Linked DNA regions of Homo sapiens: region 2 is linked to region 1. Evidence: chromatin contacts called from ENCODE Hi-C or POLR2A ChIA-PET data. All regions are on one chromosome and are shown on one strand. Each heading gives the region's core, a stretch centred on a gene start or an enhancer-like site at or near the end of the contact. The rest is flanking DNA. Distances are from core to core; before and after follow the strand shown. Region 1 overlaps LOC124901253 (a long non-coding RNA gene). Region 2 overlaps LY86 (lymphocyte antigen 86).

The links. Hi-C counts contacts between places; a loop is a spot of excess contacts on that map. ChIA-PET counts read pairs that join two places held with the same protein, here RNA polymerase II (POLR2A). Pooled maps may share reads with other maps.
Region 2: a map with no recorded cell type shows a loop between it and region 1 (2.3-fold over the local background). The contact joins two enhancer-like sites. A Hi-C loop is called at or near these places in 9 of 37 single-sample maps with no recorded cell type and 4 of 50 pooled maps. POLR2A ChIA-PET finds 5 or more read pairs at or near these places in 1 of 52 experiments (A673).

Annotation. Positions count from the first base shown.
Region 1 is chr6:6,329,922-6,332,887 of GRCh38, reverse strand. It overlaps LOC124901253 (a long non-coding RNA gene), which reads right to left. Exons shown (of 2, transcript XR_007059428.1): 2 at 2,721-2,966. Among named protein-coding and RNA genes, the nearest start is that of F13A1, 11 kb to the right of the region's middle. RefSeq lists an enhancer at 1,027-1,076. Within about 2 kb of position 1,392, at least 3 of the 41 ENCODE cell types and tissues checked have a DNase peak (open chromatin) inside an H3K27ac peak, as active enhancers do.
Region 2 is chr6:6,630,873-6,633,838 of GRCh38, reverse strand. All of the region lies in intron 3 of LY86 (lymphocyte antigen 86), which reads right to left. Among named protein-coding and RNA genes, the nearest start is that of LY86-AS1, 9.5 kb to the right of the region's middle. Within about 2 kb of position 1,516, at least 2 of the 41 ENCODE cell types and tissues checked have a DNase peak (open chromatin) inside an H3K27ac peak, as active enhancers do.

The DNA.
Region 1 (2,966 bases), core at 143-2,642:
TCACACACTTAGACACTTCAAAGAATAGAGATTTTTATGGCGTGTGAAGAGTGAGTTAAGTACTAGCAAATTCTCAGATTAACAATAGTGCCGAAGAAGCTGCCTACTAGATGGTAGTTTTTTTTTTTTTTTTTTAAAAAAAAAAGGAAGCTAATGACCATGGAGAGGGCTGGTTCCTAACCAGGAGCTGCATCAAAAGCCAGACACTCAGATGCATGAAGAAGTCTCAGGTACCTGGGAGGGAAGGGAGTGTAACGCAGTCAGGAAATGGAGTAGTGCCAAGTATCAAGGCAAAACTGCCTGCAACAAAGTATTTTTCTTTCTCCCCAAGTGTGGCTGTGTATGCAAAACCTGGGCTCTGTTAACAGTTGGAGCCAATTGGAGAAGTGAAGCATGTAAAATTATGTTGAGGGGGAGTCTTGCATGCGGTTTGTGCAGGGTGTGCAGCTATAATCACTACTGAAAGAAAATTAGCTGCCCTAGTCAGATCCTGGATACCTCTAATAGCTTCGGTTTAAGGAAGTAAGGCCAGATGACTGGGTTTTTTTTTTTTTCTTATTATTTTTCAGAAAACACACGAAGTTGGCAAGAGAAAGGACATCTGAAATTCATGAAAATGATCGCGGCACTGGCCTTGCATGTAGACCCCTGGCAACCAGCAACTCTGCAAACACTGTCACTTTCCCATCACTGTGTTTTCTAAGTTGTCTGTGGGGCTCTTCAGTAATGGGGGCTGCAAAGAGTTTGAGGACAGACAGTGAGTCACTTGCTGGCTTTGCTACAGCATCCAGAGACGATCTGAAACAAAGTCCAGGCTGCTGCTGCTAAGTGAGAAGAAAGATAGCCTTTGGGGTCAGCAGGCCCCTTATCATAAACTACTAAATAAGCATGTTTCATACAAACAACAGCCTTCATTTTAAACAGGCCTTACCTCCACTGCACAGACTCCATATGCTTCTTAAGAATCAAACTTAAACTGGAAGATAAAGTCTGAGGTTTGGGATTGGCAGTGTTGTGTATGCTGTCTCGCTGATGTGAAATACTGATAATAAATCCAAAGAAAAGCAAGTATATTTAGTCCAAGAATACCTTCATTTCCTTTCTAAAAACAAAACATGATTAAAATCCCACACAAAGAGGTGAGCCTGCCTGTAGACCGGAAGGCTGGTAAATACATTAACGACACCTTAAAATCTGAGTCTTACCATGCCTTGGCAATTAGACCAGACAGTATAGAATGAAGAACTAAAAGCCGCTTATGGGCCCCTGGGCCACAGATTTCATAAAAAATTAATGCTGAGTGAAATAGAAACCATCTGAACTACAGCTGGCAAACATGTGCAGGGCTTTGATCGCCAAGGCCCAGCAACAAAGAGCATTTTCGGTTATTGTTTGTTCGACTGGGACTTTCTTCTGTCATATTTCCTGCCTATGCTGAAAGGCATTTTGAGACTAGAGAAGAAGTGGTGGGAAGTGAGGGTTGAAATAAAGATGGTAGTTGGCTGTTGTATTTAGAATAAATGGGCAGTTCTAACCTGCTATGGTTAACAACCCTGGTCCAGAGAACATGAGTAAGGGTCCACAGGCAGAGCCACTGCGAGGCACTCGTGAGATAGAAGAACCAAGGGGCAAGGTGTCCAAGACGGATGTTCAATGTTGCTCTTCCCTTCACCGAGAAGCTTAGGGGCTGACCGTAAGTCTTTTGCGGGAAAGGACCTCTCTCTTGCTCCCTGCAAATCCCTTGCAGCACATAACAGAGTCCCTGACCCGTATGAGGGTCCCATAAAAACTATTCTGTTGACAGACCAGAGTGGTAGAGTCACCCCACCTACAGGGGTGGTCTCCAATAGGTACCAGCTAGCTGCCACATTCTAATGTCCCCATCCCCTGCACCAGAAGACCTGTGCCTACACTGCTCAGAGGGTGAGGAGAAATCCAATCATATCTTCCAGGAGCACCATGGGCCCAGCTCTAAGAGAGATCTTGGAATGTGTAGATTTGAAGGGAAATTTTGAGTAAGAGAAAGATAGGAGTTTGGAGAAGGTGTACTTTAGCCAAGACAATGGACTTGGTTTTAAAAATGTCTGTTTGAGTCTGAAATCCGTAATGTGCCAGGTGTGTGATTATGAGCAAGCCCCTTTGCCTCTCCAAGCCTCAGTTCCCTTGTATGAATAAAGCATTTTAGGGAGCACAAATCATTCTTTACACTTGCAGTTATTTAGTGCTCCCTTTTATGTGGCTCTCAGCCTCAGAAGCCAAAGTTTAAGTGAGTGGCTGACTGTTTAAGATAAAGGTGAAATAAAAACCAGTGGTGCATATACAATTCACTAAAAACTTTTACTTTCTTTTTTTGTCAGCAACCCTATTGCTTTCACTGACATAAGAGATTCCACTGACTTTAATTCATTAATTAACTTGTATTTTTGTACATATATTATATGCCAGATTAGGTCCACAAGGAACATATTTGTTATAGGAGGAAAACACAGAATATTTTGAAGTCTATTAAATCGTGGAAACAGACTTGTTGACGAAATTCCAAAACACTAGCTTTTAATATAGTTTCCCCTTCTTGACTGCAGGCCTTAAAGATAGATACAATTTCCTACTCATCACAAAGTCTGTCAATAATAGATAGATAAATATTACCATATTAATTATATTGCTATATATTACAGCATACTCAATATTAGTGTTGTATTATTATTATAAACAGCAGGTTAGATAAATATTTATTTGATGAATGTGTCTCAGTTATCTATTGCGATGTAACACACTATCCCAAATATTAGTGGATTAAAATAACAGCCACTTTGTTTCATTGCTCACAATTTTATGATTTTGGCAGGGCTCAGCAGGGCAGTTTCTCTCTGCTCCATGCACCATCAGCTGCAGCTCCTTGACTGGGGCCAGAGGATCCACTTGCCAGGTGGCACACTCGCGTCCTCACTCGTGCTGCAGGTTGG
Region 2 (2,966 bases), core at 267-2,766, 300 kb before region 1:
GTACAATTGATATCTGCAAGTCAGTCTGTGAATCAATACACAAATTATTTTTGAAAGAGTATTACTCACTTGGTGTTATGGAACCAAGGCCACTTTGCCTGGGTTGATCTACCCTGGTCAGAACTCATAGAAATTTGGCCAGAACCAGGTTTGATAGTTGACATGTCTCTTATTATCAAGTGTGAAAATCATGTGTTCCTTGGACACATTGGGGCAAACAACACACACTGGGGTCTGTTGGAGGGTGGGGGATGGGAGGAGGGAGAGCATCGGAAAAATAGCTAATAGACGTTGGGCTTAATACTTAGGTGTTATCATGGGATGGTATCACAGATCATCATGGGATGATCTGTGCAGTTATTCACCATGGCACACGTTTAACTATGTAACAAACCTGCACATCCTGCACATGTACCCCTGAACTTAAAATAGAAGTTGGAAATAATATAAAACAATTTTTAAAAAGAAAGAAAATCATGTGTTCATTCTATTTACTTTATGGCTTTAATCTGAGTCTCTACCCAAATCGCCAGGTTCACTTCCAGTTGAGAACCTCACGTCTCCACGGCCCTACACAATATATTCTTGACAGTCCAAACATGAGCCACCTTTAAGTCATTTCTCTCCACTTTTTAATTGGGTAGAGCTTGTGGAGCAAGAATGAAGTGTTGCTTCTACTTCCCAGGGTGATACCTGAGTTTCAGGCTCCACAGTACATCTTACAACCAAATTTTGGCTCTATTTAACTTATTTCACTTTCATCTTCCTGACGTGGAATATTCTAGGAAACTGCTTGAACAAAATGAACCTCATTGAGAGTGGACATCAACATGTGTTGAACGCTTGATAAATCAGAGACTGAAAGAGACTGGAGTGAACTTGACTCCATTCCAAGCTAGACAGGGCTGTGGGTGTCTCATGTGTGGTGCTGGTGAGTGCTGACAAACCCAGACTTTGGGAAAAGTCTTTATGTCAGACTATTGTGGGCTAGGGTGACAGATCACACTTTGATAGATGTCAGGTTCCCTTGAAGGGAGTAGACATTCCTAAGATTATGCATTCTGGATGGAAGTCAAGCCAGTGGTAGAAAATAAAAATTTTAGAGGCTGACCTTAGATCAAAGGAAGAAGACAAAACAGAACAGAACAACATAGCCATGAAAGACTTGTTCAGTTACTGGTCAGGAAATTCTGGGATCCTGAGCAGGTTGGCAGTGTGAGATGTTATGGACTGGCTGCTCCTCTGGCTCTATGGTGAACCAGTTTGAGTCCTCTGGCCTGTTTCTATGACAGACCCACCAGAGTTTATCAATCAGCCCTGCAGTTTTCACAAAATGCTCCAACCCTCTGCCTCAAGGTCCCTCGGGTAGGGGAGGAAGCCCAGGGACTCAGTGCTGTGATTTCTAACGCGTCAGACACATCACATATCTTATTTAGTCTCCACTCTTACCCAATAATGAATTATGGCCACTCTCATTTGATAGATGCAGTAATTGAGAAATAGAGAAATGTAATGGCCCTCCAGACTGTCCATGGCAGCTGTGGGGAGGGAAGGAGACCTCCAGGCCTGCTCTCTGGCTTTTTCCTAAGGTGCTCTTCCTCCTGCCAGCTGCCACTCTGACCAGCCTATCTGTTAAGTCCCTTTTGCCCCAAATCTAATTTTTTGGCACAGGTCTTATAAAGCAGAGTCAAAGCACAGGTGTGGCATTGTCCTTGGTGTCCTGGATCTGAATTTATGCTGCAGCTCAGGTCAAGTGTCCACCTGGTGACAGCCCCCGCATACCTGTGCTCAGTAACTCTGGCTAAGAGCCCTGGATTCTGACTTACCTTCTAGCAGTGGTTCACAAAAGTTAACATGCCACAGAACCACTTAGAGCAGGACTGATCAGTCAAAAGAAGAATAATACTTCACCACATGTAAGAATTAAATGAAATTTAAATTTCAGTGTCCATAAATTAAACAAAGCCAAATCAATTATAAAATACATGCAGCAGATATAGACATACCTCACTTCATGTAATCTGGGCACACAGCCATGTCCACTCATTTTCATATTATCTCTGCAAGGGAAGGGTTGAGCAATTGCCACAGAGACCATATGGTCTGCAAAACCTAAAATGTTTACTATCCTTCCCTTTCCAGAAGAAAGTTTGCCAACACATGGCCCAAAAGGCTTGTTAAAATACAGATCACTAAGCCCCAACCCCAGAGCTTCTGATTCAGTACGTCTGGGTAGGGACCAAGAATCTGCCATTTCTAATAATTTCCTAGATGATGCTGATGTTGCTGGTCTGAGGACCACACTTTGAGAACCACTGCCTTATAATAATGGCTGGTTATGCCCAAAGATGATCCTTTGATTTCTATAATTTTGTTATGCCCTTTAAATCTTTTTCCGGTCTTAGTGGAGGGCTGAAATGAGTTTACTTCTTCTCTAGCAAAGCTTTCTTTATGTTTACAGAAGATATACAGCAGAGGGGTTTGGAGCTGGACAGAAACCCAGTTCCACCCCCCGCTGGCTTTGTGACCTTGGGTAAGTTAGACTCAATTTCCTCATCTGATAAGATGAGGGTGTATGTAGGAAAAAACAGTTTTTTCCTCCCATATTCTCAACACAGAGCACTTCTGGTCACCACCTGGCTTGGCTCTCACTCCTAGAGATTCTGATATCATTGGTCTGGGGTATGGCCTGGATGTTGGGAGCTTCAAAATTATAAAGGGAGATAATAATGCAGCGCTGCCAGTAAAAACATTAAAGAGAGTCACACATATAATTTTATGTTTTCTAGGAGCCACATTTTAAAAGTTGAAATTAATTTTAATATAATATTAATATCTTATCATTGATAAATGATTAAAATAATATATTAATGATAAATTCTACTTAACTCAGTATATTCCAAATATTAACATTTCAACACATAACCAGTGGAACAATGATAGAGATATTTTACATTCTTTTTCTA